2 separate regions of the Homo sapiens genome follow, and region 2 is linked to region 1. Evidence: chromatin loops called from intact Hi-C (ENCODE). Cell type or tissue: MCF 10A. All regions are shown on one strand. Links, peaks and the distances in the headings refer to the core of each region. The heading gives the core; the rest is flanking DNA.

Region 1 (8,349 bases), core at 155-8,154:
TAGGTCACATCATATACAAAAATTAACTCAAAATGGAAAAAAGACGTGAATGTAAAATCTAAAACTATAAAACTGGTGAATAAACCAATGGAGAAAATCTTTGTGACCTTGGGTTAGGCAAAAATTGCTTAGACATGACCCTAAAAACATAATTCATTTAAAAAATTGATAAACTGGACTTCATCAAAATTTAAAATATCTACTCTTCAAAAGACAATTTTATGGGAATGAAAAGACAAGCCAAAAATTGTGAGAAAAATCTTTGCAAAGCATAAACCTGATTTAAAAAAAAAAAAAAAAACCTTGTGTGTCTGGAATATGTAAAGAACTCTCAAAGCTCAAAAATAAGAAAAAAAAATCCTCACCCCACAAAAATGGGCAAAATATTTAAATAGATTCTTCACCAAGAAGAAATGCAGATAGAGAATAGACACATAAAAAGATGATCATTATTAGTCATTAGAGAAATACAAACTAAACCCAATGAGATATCACTATGTACCTATTACAACGCTAAATTTAAAAGACTGACCATACCAAGTGTTGGTGAAGATGTGGAGGAAGGGGAACTCTGATACACTACTGATGAGAATCTACAATGGTACAACTGCTATGACAAACAGTATGGTGGTTTCGTAAAAAGTTAAATATACATCTCCCATATAATCTAGACTTTCAACCTCTAGGTACTAACCCAAAAGTATTATATGTCCATGTAAAGATGTGTTCATTTGTACATGAATGTTCACAGCAGCTTTACTTACAACAGTTAAAAAGTGGACACAATAAAAACATCCATCAACAAATGAAAAGATAAATAATTTGTGGTATATTCCTACAAGGAAATACTACTCAGCAGTCAACGTGAATAATTGGTACATGCATTAACATGAATGAATCTCATAAGTACTATGCTAAGTGAAAGAAGTCAGACACAAAAGGTTTCATACTGTATGATTCCATCTATGTGATATTATGTAAATAAGGGCAAATCCATAGGAACAGAAATCACATCAGTGGTTGCCAGGTGCTGGGGGTTAGAGGAGGCAGCTGACTACAAAGGCACAGGAAAGAACTTTATAGGTTGATACCTTGATTGTGGTGGTAGTTACATACTTGACGATATATGTTTGTCAAAACTGTGAACTCTACACTAAATAGGGTGAATTTTACTGTATGTAAATTAGGTCTCAATAAATTTGAAGTTTAAAAACAAATGCAAAAAACCCTCAAACTTGCAGAATCAGAGTTCTCTGTAAGGCAATCTGCAACTTCCGTGAGCCAACAAATACTGCCTTTAGAAAAAAATCAGTAAGTCACAGACTTAGATGTCCTTCTTTAGTAAAGAACATTAAGAACTAGAAAATAGCTCAAATAAACATTCTCAGGTTACAAACTGTGACCATCACTAACATATGAAAATTCTACTTGCCAACTAAAAAACCTGGAATACCTGTCTTTTTTTTAAAGTACCACTAGCTCTGCCATACAGGTCCTTATTATTCCTCACCTGAGTCACAGCAAAAACCTTCAACTGATTGTCCTGATTGTTTTCTCACTGCACCACAAACCATCCTCACCACCGCTTTCCATTTTCTTTCTAAATCAGATCTGATCATGCAGGTCTCCCATTCAAAAGCCTCTGATGCTTTTCCATAGATTGAATAGAAAACCAAAGACATTTGGCAAGGCCCTTCTCAAATTAGTCTTAACTTACCTCTTTAGGCCTATTTTCTGTTCCATCTTCCCCAACACAAACTTTTAACTCAATATATGCAAATACACCCCAAGTTTGCATCATTGAGACCACTTGAAATTTCCAGTCGACATCTCCTCTGGTCCTCCATACCATTCAGCTCATAGAGCTACCTCTACCTGAACTGCCATTCTCTGATCTGGTTCTTTCATACACATCATCTTAGGGAAGGCTTTTCCAGGGCCCATCCCCTCCCCTGTATACCACAAGACACATCTCTTTTACAGCATCCAGCACACACATTACAGTCAATTGATTTGTCTACACTCCCTAAAGTGAGATCTTCTCACCAACAGGGCCATATACTTTTTTTTTTTTTTTGAGGCAGGGTCTCACTCTGTCACCCAGGCTGGAGTGCCATAGCACAATTTCAGCTCACTGCAACCTCCACCTCCTGGGCTCAAATGATCCTCCTGCCTCTGCCTCCCAAGTAGCTGGGACTACAGGTGCATGCCACCACTCACAGCTAATTTTTGTAGAGACAAGGTTTAATTGCCCAGGCTGGTCTTGAACTCCTGGGCTCAAGCAATCCACCCACCTCAGCCTCCGAAAGTGCTAGGTGTGAGCCACAACACCCAGCCAGGGCCATGTCTTGACCCAGCTGTTTCTCCAGGGCCTAGCACTATTCTAAGTGAATGGGTGTTTTGGTAGACCAGAGACTTGTAAATGCAGATGTTACTGAGACTTTAAGTTAAATTTTTGTTTTCTCATATCACTAAAGCAGTAAGAGCAACTATTGAGAATTGTATTAATATCATCATTTTTATATTTGTTAAGAGAACATTCTACATTTAGAAGAGAGTTCTGTGAGAAAGGAAAATAAATATTGGGGCCCCAAAATCACTAAGCTAAAGGGAAAAGTCAAGCTGGGAACTGCTTAGGGCAAACCTGCCTCTCATTCTAATCAGTCATCTCTCTGCTCACAGAGATAAATGCATATCTGATTGCCTCCTTTGGAGAGGCTAATCAGAAACTCAAAAGAATGCAACCATTTGTCTCTTATCTACCTATGACCTGGAAGCCCCCTCCCCACTTGGAGTTGTCCCACCTTTTCCAGACTGAACCAATGTTCATCTTACATGTGTTTATCGATGTCTCATGTCTCCCTAAAATGTATAAAACCAAACTGTATTCTGACCACCTTGGGCATATGTGGTCAGGACCTGCTGAGGCTGTGTCATGACAGGCCTTGGCAAAAAAATCTTTCTAAATTAACTGAGACCTGTCTCAGATATACGGGGTTCACAGCTGTGAGGGAAAAAAATCAAGAGAAATGAAATCGAAAGCCTACATGAGCAACTTATTAGTTGTGAATCCTTGGGCAATTGTTAATCTTTCTGAGTATATTTTTCATATATACAAGAAGAATATTAATATCTGTCTTCAAAGGGATAATGTAACCACCACAAGGAGATAACATAATGTCAAAAGTTTGTGAATCATACGGTCAACATAAATTTTAGTATTAACAAAGAAAAAGGTTACTATTTTTCTGGCTCACAGAGCCTACTCTGAAGAAAGAGTTTAATGCACAATGCCAGTAAACAATTTGAAAATATCTTCAAAGGCACTGGCCACGGTGACTTATAAAGCAAGGAAGCAAATATTTCTTCTGCAATGTTTAGTAATGACTTTGAAAATCTTGTGTTTGTAGTTGTTTCAATAACATTATTTAACTGTCTGAGGCACTGGAAATAGTCTGGGGCAAGGGAACATAGTCAAGTGATTTAAAATAATTTTTAAATTTCATCTAAATAATGAGTTTTTTTAGATGTGGTTGAAATTTTCAATAAAATCCACCTCAGAGCTGGCAAAAGTTCAAGTCATAATTAAGAATTTTCAATGATTAGCCTATAAGTTCAAGTAAATAACATAACTGAATTATTCCAATGATAGCCTTCAATAGGTAAAAGATAAAGATTTAGAGAAAATGATTATTTTTGTATTGAATAGGCCTTTAAGGCTGAAAATGTGAAAATATGATGATTATACATTTCTTCCAGCAAAATATAGTGGGTCACCATCCACTAGGAAATTTATAAGTAAAAAGATGAACGATAACAAGTATTGGCAAGAATACTAAGAAACTGGAACCCCTATACATTACTGGGAATATAAATGGTACATCCACCATAGAAAACATTTCCTCAAAAAGTTAAACACAGAGTTACCATATAATCCAGCAATCCACTCCTAGATATATACCCAAGAGAACTGAAAACATATAATCACACAAAAACTTGTGCATGAATGTTCATAACAGCACTGCAGTAGTCCCCCTCATCTGTGGTTTCACTTTTCACAGTTTCAGTTACCCACAGAGTCTGAAAATATTAAAATTCCAGAAATAAACAATTTGAAAGTTTGACATCATGCACCATTCTGAGTAGCATGATGAAATCCCACTGTCCTGTCCAGGACATGAGTCATCCCTTTGTCCAGTGTATCCATGCTATACATACACTACTCACCCATTAGTCAGTTAGTAGCCATCTTGGTTACCAGACAGACTATCACAATGGGGTTTGGTACTATCTGCAGTTTCAGGAATCCACTGGGGGTCTTGGGATGTATCCCCCATAAATAGAGGGGGAATTACTGTAGTCACAATAGTCAAAGGTGAAAACAACCCAAATGTTCATCAATTGATGAATGGATAAATAAAATGTGGCCTCTGCATACAATAGAATATTATTTAGCCATGAATAAGAATAAGGTACTATTAAATGCAACGACACGGATGATCCTTGAAAACATTGCTAAATAGAAAAAATCAGTCACAAAAGACCACATAATGTGTGATTCCATTTATATGAGGTGTTCAAAATAGGCAGATCCATAGGAGAGAAAGTAGATTAGTGGCTACCAAAAGCAAAGGGAAGCAGCGGAATGGGGAGTGACTGGCAATGGGTACAAGGTTTCTTTTTCAAGTGATGAAAATGTTCCGGAATTAGATGATGGTGATGGTTGCGCAACTTTGTGAATATACTAAAAACCACTGAATTACACTTTGAAAGGGTGAATCATATCTCAAGTTTTAAAAATACAGTGTGTCAGAGCAGGGTGATGGAACAGATCAAACATGGCATCATCTTTGTGACCGGGGGCCATGAACAGTTTAGCTGCTTCCTACTCAAATACAGTAGGCCACAGATTACATACCTCTTTGTGGCAAAGAGTCCAAAAAACGCACTATCAAATTGCAAACAGGAACCAGAAAGCTAATATACCACCTCTCATATACAAAACTGCCAGGGACTCAGGTGAAAGGCTGGATGTGCTGCAACCTCTTTCATAGTTGATGTGTCCCAAGAATTCATTTTAAAAAAACAGTTTATCAAAAAATATACAGTACAGAGCTGAACAAAACATTTTTCACAAGCACTCCTTGCTCTAGCCAGATCCATCTTTTGGCCTTTAGGAGCACAGGGAAAACGTCTCAGCATTACTTTGTACCCTGAGTACAAATTTATCTAGAACATACTGAAGTTTCTGGAGAGTGAGGTGTTTTATAAGAGATTCTGCTCTGTATCTATAACATGGGAATAAAGCACTGCATTAAATATAATCCTAAAAGGATTCTTTGTTTGCCCTGCCAATTATGGGTATGTGGGCCGAAATCTGCCTCAAAGACAGTAATTAACATCATCAATGATGTTCAATTGTCTGGAAAAAAGCTGAAAAATCTCAATTATAATGAAGATCAACAAAGGGCCAACTAACCAGAACACTAAAATCCACTGATAATAGTTTTTAGCATTCTATCTTTAAAGAAAATGAGTGCAACTTTACTGTTTACACTCCAAATCCAAAATTCTAGGATGTTAGCAGGGGCTGTAAGGGTCAACACACACTCAAGCCAAGTTCGTGACACCATAGATGTGTGTGCTTGAAAGCCAAGGCCTACTTTTGTATTGCTCATGTACACTCAGAACTCAGTACACTGATTAGCATCTAATTACAAGATATCTATAATATCTCTTAATGTTTGATGAGTACAGCCATTATAGGAAATGCTATGGGAGATTCCTCAAAAAATTGAAAATAGAACTACCATATGATCCAGCAGCCCCACTTCTGGATATACACCTCAAGGAAACAAAATCAGTATCTCAAAGAGACATCTGCACTCCCATGTTCACTGCAGCATTACTCACAATTGCCAAGACAGGGAAACAATCTAAGTGTCTTTGGACAGATAAATGGACAAAGAAATGTAGTGTGTGTGTGTGTGTGTGTGTGTGTGTGTGTGTGTATTTCTTTCTTTTTTATGACTGACTAGTATCCCATTGTGTGGGATACACTCTACATTTCTTTGCCCATTTGTGTGTGTGCACACACACACACACACACAATGGGATACTATTCAGTCATAAAAAAGAAATACATATATACACACACACACACACACACACACACACACAATGGGATACTATTCAGTCATAAAAAAGAAAGAAATCCTGTCATTTGCAACAACATGGATGAACTTGGAGGACATTATGCTAAATAAGCCAGGAACAGAAAGACAAATACCACATAGTCACACTTATCTATGAGATCTAAAAAAAGTCAGACTCATAGAAACAGAGAGTAGAATGGTGTTTCCTGGGGCTAGGACGTAGGGGAAACAGGAGGTGCTGGTGAAGGGATACACACCGTCAGCTATAAGATGGATACGTTCTGGCAATCCAATGTACAACATGGTGACTACAACTAATTATGCTGTATTGTATACTTGAAATCTGCCAAGAAAGATCAGAAAGTTACTTTTTTACCACACAAAAAAAGGTAACTTTGTGAAGTGATGGATGTATTCACTAACTCGATTGTGGTAATCATTTCACTATATATATATATATATCAAAGCATCATGTTGCACAACTTAAATATATACAATTTTGTCAATTATACCTCAGTAAAGTCTGGGGGAAATTTTGTGCTAATCAAAAAATTTAATTAATTGATGAAAACCAATATCTGAAATAATGACCCTAAGCCACTATAAACCAGAATTGAAGAAAATGTTACCCATCTATCTTACATAGATATACTTACAAAAATTGTAGAGAGAGAGAATCATTAAAGGGCTTTTTCAAGCTCTATTCTTAAGCATTTCCTAGCACATTTACTAGTTGTGGGACCTTAAATAAGTGTTATTTCATCTCTAGATGAAAGCTTCAGGCTCTTTATCTATAAAACATGGAATTGCTGCTGTGGCTGGCTCTTGGGATTGCTACAAGGAAGAAATGAATTTACGTATGTGTAAAACACCTGGCACAGAGAGTAGATACGCAAACATGTAAATCCCCTCCCTGAACCTTCAGTTCTTTCAGAGGAAACGCACACACAACCCCCCATAACGGTTCCCTTCATCTACAGCAGTTGTCCACCACATGCATCCTGCGAGGTTGGCCCTGGGGATCCCAAAATGAATTGGGAGGTGTCCTTGTCCACAGGGAGCCTACATTCAAGCACGGGAGATGGGTAATAGGAGTGCCTGTCAAGAGCCATAACCGAGCAGGCCCAGGTGCTGCCGAGCACCTGCCTCTCCAGGGTGAGAGAGACGCCCTGAGGCACCTGGGCAGGTACTTACCGTGGAGGAATCTCTGAAACTGGGCTGCAAGTGCTAGAAACTCCACTCAAATCAGCCTAAGCAATGAAAAAAAGGAAAGCTGTACCTCGTATTAACTGGAGACACAGAAGGTGAGACTCCAAACCAGGTTCTTGGAGCCTTCCACTCTGCAGACCACAGCCTCACGCCACATCAGGCCTCCCTCGGGCTGCAAGATGGAGAGACCAGCTTGAGGGCGGTGGAGGTAGGGCTTCTTCCCAGAAGATCCTGACAGCCCTGTACTCACCTCTCATTGGCCCAAACAGGCTAGGGTCGGCCCACCCCTCAACCAATCTGTGACAAGGGAGAGCAGATTTATCATCATTGGCTAAAAATCCTAATTCTCTAGAGGTAGAAAGGATATTTTAGATTCAATCACAGTGTCTACTACAAAGCATTCAGTAAATATCTGATGACGACATGGATGAAAATGATGAATGGCTGGATCAACAATATAATCTGTGCTCTTTTAGAAGAATTTGCCTGTGGGGACCGGGCAGGGGGGAAAATACCTGCTTTTGATTTTAGTTCAACACAATTAAAGATAGAGCAGGATGAATCTACCCAAAATGACTTCATCAGAAAGCTATCAGCAATTAAGCATAGACCGCCATTAATATTACCTAGCAAGTAGTATGAGTCAGGAACTATGTGGAGTGTAATTTGTGGTTAAGAGCATAGGATAAGGGCTGAGGGCGGTAGCTCACGCCTGTAAACCCAGCACTTTGGGAGGCAGAGGCAGGCAGATCACTTGAGCTCAGGAGTTCGAGACTAGCCTGGGCAACACGGCGAAACTCTGTCTCTATAAAAAATACAAAAAAATTAGCCAGGCATAGTGGTGCACGCCTGTGGTCCAAGCTACTCGGGAAGCAGAGGTGGGAGGATTGCTTTAGTACCGGGAGGCAGAGGTTACAGTGAGCTGAGATAGTGCCACCGCACTCCAGCCTGGGTGACAGAGTGAGACAACTTAAAAACAAGAAAA
Region 2 (8,300 bases), core at 301-8,300, 130 kb before region 1:
AAGCCTTTTCCCAGCCTGTCGGAAGATAAGCAGATCAGCATTGTTTATTTTTCAAAGAAAACGTGCATGGTTCACCAGTTGGTTGTACTCAAAGGTTTGGATGTGTGACTAGCTGGTAGGAGGGAAATTTGGAAGTAATTAGGGATTGAGAATTCTAGCATAGTATTTATCAAATGTTATATGTATTGGTTCTCAGAAAAGCAAACAGCCGTGATTGAAAAGAGGTAGGAATTTTAATGATCACACTTCCTTTTTTTGAAATTAAATACTTTGACATCAACTTGAACCTTCAGAATAATCAGATGTAATGAATTATAATGTCTGTGATTAACAAAGCTACACGTTCAGTGAGCGGCAGGATGAATAGCCAAGCTTAGTTCGATACACTTTTGCCCTCAGCTGTGCAAATGGATTGCATTGTACTTTTAAATGTGGCATGCTGAATGGGAGCAGGGGACATGGCTTTTTATTCTGGAAGATAGAAACTACTCTTCTGGTAACAAAGAATTTGATTCGGAGTTAACTAAAAGGTTCATTTAACAAGCTGCCTCTTACTAATCGGATCAGGAAGATAATGTGACTTTAGAGCTTATGATGTTTTCCCCCCGTTTTTGTTTTTTGTTTTGTAGTTGATATTCACTGATGGACTCCAAAGAATCATTAACTCCTGGTAGAGAAGAAAACCCCAGCAGTGTGCTTGCTCAGGAGAGGGGAGATGTGATGGACTTCTATAAAACCCTAAGAGGAGGAGCTACTGTGAAGGTTTCTGCGTCTTCACCCTCACTGGCTGTCGCTTCTCAATCAGACTCCAAGCAGCGAAGACTTTTGGTTGATTTTCCAAAAGGCTCAGTAAGCAATGCGCAGCAGCCAGATCTGTCCAAAGCAGTTTCACTCTCAATGGGACTGTATATGGGAGAGACAGAAACAAAAGTGATGGGAAATGACCTGGGATTCCCACAGCAGGGCCAAATCAGCCTTTCCTCGGGGGAAACAGACTTAAAGCTTTTGGAAGAAAGCATTGCAAACCTCAATAGGTCGACCAGTGTTCCAGAGAACCCCAAGAGTTCAGCATCCACTGCTGTGTCTGCTGCCCCCACAGAGAAGGAGTTTCCAAAAACTCACTCTGATGTATCTTCAGAACAGCAACATTTGAAGGGCCAGACTGGCACCAACGGTGGCAATGTGAAATTGTATACCACAGACCAAAGCACCTTTGACATTTTGCAGGATTTGGAGTTTTCTTCTGGGTCCCCAGGTAAAGAGACGAATGAGAGTCCTTGGAGATCAGACCTGTTGATAGATGAAAACTGTTTGCTTTCTCCTCTGGCGGGAGAAGACGATTCATTCCTTTTGGAAGGAAACTCGAATGAGGACTGCAAGCCTCTCATTTTACCGGACACTAAACCCAAAATTAAGGATAATGGAGATCTGGTTTTGTCAAGCCCCAGTAATGTAACACTGCCCCAAGTGAAAACAGAAAAAGAAGATTTCATCGAACTCTGCACCCCTGGGGTAATTAAGCAAGAGAAACTGGGCACAGTTTACTGTCAGGCAAGCTTTCCTGGAGCAAATATAATTGGTAATAAAATGTCTGCCATTTCTGTTCATGGTGTGAGTACCTCTGGAGGACAGATGTACCACTATGACATGAATACAGCATCCCTTTCTCAACAGCAGGATCAGAAGCCTATTTTTAATGTCATTCCACCAATTCCCGTTGGTTCCGAAAATTGGAATAGGTGCCAAGGATCTGGAGATGACAACTTGACTTCTCTGGGGACTCTGAACTTCCCTGGTCGAACAGTTTTTTCTAATGGCTATTCAAGGTAAGATCAGTGTTTTTCTGTTTCTTAAGAATGGTACATTTAAGGTAGATTAATAGATGTAAATCTTCATTGATTTATATGTGTTCTCTAAAGATTCATGTGCTTTTTTATATGAATAAGTTTAAGTGGCCTTTTGAAAGTAGGAAAGGTAGACAACCTAAGTGACATCTGTACGTAACCATTTCAGGTTTTTTCCTTAAATAGTGGTTTTCAGTATCCCATTGGCCAACGGTGAGGATTTTATTTAACATTTTTAAAATAATGTTGCTCATTAACAGATATCTTAACGAAAAATTATATAAATTCAGGAGAGTATAATGTCTCATAATATCATATTGTGTTGTGCATGGTCATTCAGCTGTTTTAGAATATGTTCTTATATTACAATAAATGATACCCTTACTTACATAGTCAAAAGTTGTGCTGCCTTATTTGTAAATTCGTTAAGTGTTAGCTTGAGATTAAAGAGTTAAAAGCAGAAGTACTAACAAAGAGCCCTATTCTTCAAACTGAATCTTCTGTTAAAGAATTTGAGTTTTGAAGTTGCTAAAGCAATGCAGTGAACAGTGTACCAGACCATAGTATTAGACACAGGTCTTGCTCACAGGGTTCTTGCCATAAAGTAGACAAGTTATGTCTGCTGATCAATCTCTTTAAGAGAGGAATTGGTGTCAACATGGTGCAAAACAAAATTTTACGTTCAAATGTTCCTGCAAGTTCTCAAGTAGATAACTGATGGCCAAAATTGTTAAGCTTCAATTTTCAGCTTTCGTTTGATTTTTCTCTTTTTTTTACTCAGTCGTTTATAAGCATACTGATATTTTTGTCTGACCCAAAAAGGTCAGAAAATGGAATTATCAGAAAAAAGTTCTAAATGTAGATATACGTGTTGGTAGGGGTGAATTTCTCTACCCCGTAACCTCATCCCCAATTCAGATAAATGCTAGGTTTTATATCCATTTTAGTTGTGAAGGAAAATATAAAAATGTGGATTGTAGTGACACAAGATTGATTAATCAGCGGGTTTTTTTAAAAGAAGACATGGTAGACAGTGATTTATTTGTATGTAACTATTGAAGTTTTTTCTTAAATGTTAGTGATATTCATCGTTCCCATTAACTAGTTATTCAGATTTTTGAAAATCCTTTTTCTGTGAAAGCTATCCTAACCTGGAGGATGTCTCTTTTCTTTCCTCTGTACTTAAGAAGCTTTTCTTGTTAGGGAAATAATTTAGAATTAGATTTAGGCTATGTTCTGTTCTTCTAAAAGGCTTAGTTGTCAAAAAAAAAAAAAAAAAAACCAAAAAACCTTGGTTCTTACATGTCTTAATGTGAACTACCTCCTAATCTATTGTTTAAATAATTATCCTTTATTTAGAAGAACACTACTTCAACCTGAGTTGAAGGTTTAAAATCTTTTCAGTAAGGAGATTTGAGATCTTTATTATTGCATAAGCTGTTGTGTTTTAAATGCTAAAAGACATGCTGTGTTTTAAAATTTTCAATTGCAAATTTTTGGCAATAGAATTCGCATACTTGGTTTTCTTAAAAGAGTTAAGTACGGTTGATTTGACTAAGCTATCTGTAGGAAACTCTTAAATTGATTTATAAAACATGTAATTATACAAAGAAAAATAAAACATCTTAGGAAACTCTTGGGGATTATTAATGGATTTTGCCCTGATAATCATCATGGCATGGTTTTCATTTTCCTTACTATAAAGAAAAGGCAAGGGACAAAACTTATTTTCCATTTGCTATGAACTTTTAAACCCTATAAAATCTGGGATATAGAGTATAAGTAGATGAACATAGTTACTCTTAAATCACTAAAGGTGATTTTAATGCTTTAACTTTTATAGTACTTCATGACATAAAGTATCTTTACGTATTTTTAATTTGGGTCCCATAACCTTATGGAGGTAGTAGGCAAGGCAATGATGATGCGGCTCTTTAGAAGTTCTTTAATATCAAATGAAATTATTATTTTTATGCCAATCTGTGATTGGGAAATATAATCAGTAGTCTGTGTCCTAACAAGAAGGTATAATACTTTATACAGGGTATTTTGTTAATATTTGAAGATTTTATACCTTATGGCATTAACTTAGCACTGGGAACTATGATTACCCAAAACAAAGCTTCATCCAAATAAATTGAAACAGTGTTTCTTTTAAACCATCATTGAATTAGTCTATTGTTTCCAAACAACAGCCCTGATATAGCTAAAATTAGTTGCTTTCTCTTCTCTATATGTTACATGACTGTAGCCAAACATTTGCTATGACCAGTGACCCTGAGTGATCAGCAAATAATCAACACATTGAGACCACAACTTGAATACTGACCTTCTGACTTTACGAAGAAAAATATTAAATGCCACTAATAACTTGAATTCCTTTTAAATTAAAAAAAGTTATAAATTGCAATTTGACTTTTTAAAATGCCACCTAAAATTGTTTTTATCAGAATACTTAAAAAAAAATCCTCACTTTATTCTCTGGGGGTGGGAAGAGGCAATTCCTTCCTTCCACCACAACATTGAATTATCACATAAAATTGTAAAATTATGAATATTATGATTGAGCTTAGTAAAGCATTTTCTAAGTTCATTTATAGTAAAACAAGAGAAACCTTATTCTCAAAATCTATTCTTTAAGTAAAACAAACTAGTCATTCTAACTTAATATGCTTTTAAAAATACTGAAGTTCAGTACATTTAGCATAAACTTATTGACGAAGGCACATTTCTGCATTATTTGATTTTCAGCCTTGTTTCATTTAAGCATTAATGACAGAGGTAGAGAACAGAAATGGTTTTAGGTGGTATTAGAGCTTTTATTGGGATTATGTTGAAATTTTAGTGTTAAAAAATTGTTCGTATCCTGAAGGGAGGGATTATTGGAGAGAATGAATGATGTAGGATGAACTTGTAAATTCAGTTTTCGGCAGAGTCTAAAATTAAGTGATGATTGGCACTTAATGAAGCTACTAAAATTTATGTAGATTTTAATGTCTCATTAGTAATCGCATCTGTATCTGGTTTTATAAAAGTAATGAAATTGAAGACCTGTACAAATACAGAATGAATGAAGCAAATTCTGCTAACATCATGTTGAATGTTTTCTCAGAAAAAGAGGAAATACGAAGAGAAGAGATTTGTTTTGACTGTGATTTACCCTCACCCCCATGGATACTTTCTTTACTTCCTACCTTTTTTCTTTTTCTTTTCCTTCTAAAGATTCTGGCAATGGGTGTTTCAGTGTTTTTTAAGCTTAATATTTCTGGTACTCATTTATGTAAAGTGATTTCTGAATGTTAAAGGAGATTTCTTTTTAAATATATTTTCACTTATTTTTAGCTTTATGATGAGAATCTTATTTTTTAAATCTGTAACTTGTTATGGCTACATGATTAGTAAAAAAAGTTTTTAAAACACACTGTGTATTCAGGTGTGTCATTTTAGTGTGAAATGACTAATGCAGAAATATGTGACTAGCATGTGGTCAGATTTTATTGAAATTACTTACGATGTTTCTATGGCTAGTCCCCTTGTATTTTTATAATTGGTAACATAATTCATATGTTATTTTGGTCTTGTCTATTTGTGTTACATGTATTTTAGTCTGACCACTTTTGCTACTTATTTAATGTTTATACATTTTATGAAAGACTTATTCTGAAATATACCTTGCATAAATGTAGGTTAAATGCAAATTGTATTAATAGTGAAATGGATATGTGGGTAGAGATCACTTTAGGGGCCTTTTGAGATTTAGTGAAGGAAAGATTGGATCAAAAGGGTTTACTTTAATGTGACTGCCTAATGTGAAAGTCGGAACATCTGCATTAATTGGTTAGTTACATAAATCTTAGTCTACTCTGGCCTGCAGGTGACTGAAACAGCCCAGGAAATCTTAATTTACATTAAGCTTAGACAAGGTCTGAGGCTTAGGCTTAGTTCTTAAAGCACATTCTTTTTTACTTTAATGATTATTCCTAATTTTAATGAGCAGTGGGTTCTCATTGTGTACTAGTACTTAGGTGGGCAAATTAAATAAGCAAAATAGGTTTGTGCTGAATAGCATTTACCCTTCTGAGGACATCCTGGTAATATTTTCATCAAGAGTAATTGTGTAATGCAATATTTACAGGTATTTGCCAGATTAATGGGCACTTGTTTTCATATTTCTGAGTCATGGAAAATATACATTGATGATTCCTGTTGCATAAAGAGTTTTCAAGAAAATTTTGTTGAATTAAGCTATAACTACAAAAAAAAATCCATTACATATTGACCTTTAGAAAGGATTTTTAAAAGCCCATGCTGTCCTTATTTCTGCAGCTTCAGAGAGCCGACTGCTCTTATTTTCTTCTGGCATATTCTATTAATACTTGGGTTTTGTATTTTTCAAGTAAATAAAATATTCCTATTGAGAATTTCAATTTTAAAAAAGAAAAGGTCTACTAAGTGTTCCTTTCCCTGTTGAATTATGTGTGATCATTTCTATGCTAAACTAGATTAGGGTGTGACTTGTGATGGTGATTTTTGTTCATTTTACATATTAAGAAAGAAATAGAATTTTATTGCAGTTCAAAATTATTTGTAGACAGTGGTTTTAACCCCCAGACACCTAATTGTGACAGGTTGCTTTCCTTAGTGCTCAATACTGTTGTAAATGTCTCTAAATACAGAATTTCCAGTGGAGTTCATGAATTAATTGGGGGTGGAGGGTGAAGAGGGAGGAGCAACAGAGATGTGGGATGCTATAGATAAGTTTAGGAATATCCAGATCAGTTCTGAAAACTAACAGTTTGGATCAACTGTCATGAATTAGAGGTTTAAGAAAAGAAAAATTTAGGACTATAGGTACAAGGGAATGCATCAATCAGAATTACAATTTAATTTCTTTTATTTCAGGTAGAAATCTAAAACTGACCATGGCTATATAATACTAATTTTTGAGTTATGTTGTTTCTTACTATGCTTTATTATCAAAAAAGGATAAAATGCACATTTTACTTGAAGATTATTTTAGCTAAGATTAAGTTCATATTTTTCTCATTTTTATTTAAGCTGCTGTTTAATAAATGAAAATCTAATGACTTGAATGTAGTCGACCTAATGTCTTAATGTTGATATAATCATTTCATATATCATAGTGCCCTTTTACAGCCATTGTCAACTGACTGGAGAGCAACCCTTTTCTTTGGTAATATATTTCTATGGGTTATGTATTTTTCTGCTGGAATATTGAGAAAATTAATTTTTCATAATATGCAGAATAAATTATGGGGTTCTGCAAGTGCTAGACAGTCACTTAAACCATTTATATTGCAATACATTCCTTAAATTCAGTATTTTGAATGAAAGTGTGTTATCCCCGAATTTTATCACTTGTCCAATTTAAATATTAATTACATCCCAATAGAGCTGCATGCTTAAACATGCTTTTTCAGAGTAACCCAAGTATTAATTTCGAGTGCTTTTAAATATTTTTTCTTTTTAGCAAGTTTCAACAACATTAATCCTGTCTATAATGCAGCAAGTTCAGTGAAAGTACCTGTTGTTTTATAATTTTTTTTTCATTCTCACTGTAGGGCACCAAAAATATATATAAGGGGAAAAAAGTTTTAATGATATGATTAGTTGTAAATGTTTACGCATTATCTTACCTTGAATTTTTATTTTTGTAACTAATAATTTGAGAGTTCAATAAGTATGCAGTGTTTAAGACATAGTTTGTTGCAAAAAGTGTTAACTTACTATTTCTTTTTACAATAAAATTAGCCTTTATTCTAGTTGATTTCATAACTGTCCATAATATTTAGCTGTGGCTATTATGAAAGTATATTTGATAGCCAAATTTTGAAAGCTATTATGAAATGATACAATTCACTACATGATTTATTATTTCATGCTGGTTGGGGCAGTGCTGTGACTTATGACCTTATGATTGTCACATGCTGAACACTAAAGCTCTACCAGTTTGTTATGGACACTGTTTTACTTTATGTTATCGTTTTAATGTTTTCTTTTATAATTATTGAGGATAAGAGCTTCCTTAATTTTAAGACTATTTAAATTGCAGATTTTGCTTTTTTATTTTTTTAACCATCCCTTCCAAAGAATTTGATTTAGATATTCAGTAGTAGAAACAGAAGAAAAATACTCAACTAAAAGTCCAAAGACCTAGTTTCTAATGCTAAGGGAGACAGTCCATGGCCTCCAACTAGGTACTTTGGAGTCAAAAATACTTTCTTTACAACTGTGTTTGAATTGTTTTCAAAACACCTGTGTGTGTGTTTCTAAAATTCCACAATCCTTTTAACCCGTCAATTTGATGAGGGAAGTAATTAGGGTAGGGAATGGTATAACAAAGTTGGTTCTTTGACATTTTCTTTATAGATTATCGAATGTAAGACAAATAGATGTGAATGCAGATTTGGTGTTTTTATAAGATAAGGATTTAAA

Evidence for each region. Peaks named below come from ENCODE experiments on the same cell type or tissue, not always from the same donor. Only the 100,000 strongest peaks of a DNase experiment are listed, where the experiment ranks them.
Region 2: it touches region 1 in a loop (5-fold over the local background); 2 of 110 quality-filtered maps call a loop at or near these places.

Annotation. Positions count from the first base shown.
Region 1 is chr5:143,258,379-143,266,727 of GRCh38, reverse strand. No RefSeq gene overlaps it. Among named protein-coding and RNA genes, the nearest start is that of ARHGAP26-IT1, 70 kb to the right of the region's middle. In MCF 10A, for the core only: no CTCF peak of the experiment used is centred there; DNase peaks (open chromatin) are centred at 4,177 and 4,757.
Region 2 is chr5:143,393,182-143,401,481 of GRCh38, reverse strand. It overlaps NR3C1 (nuclear receptor subfamily 3 group C member 1), which reads left to right. Exons shown (of 9, transcript NM_000176.3): 2 at 630-1,826. The coding sequence starts at 643. Among named protein-coding and RNA genes, the nearest start is that of NR3C1, 6.4 kb to the left of the region's middle. RefSeq lists an enhancer at 820-939 and a silencer at 2,378-2,447. In MCF 10A, for the core only: no CTCF peak of the experiment used is centred there; DNase peaks (open chromatin) are centred at 821, 1,671, 2,391 and 3,981.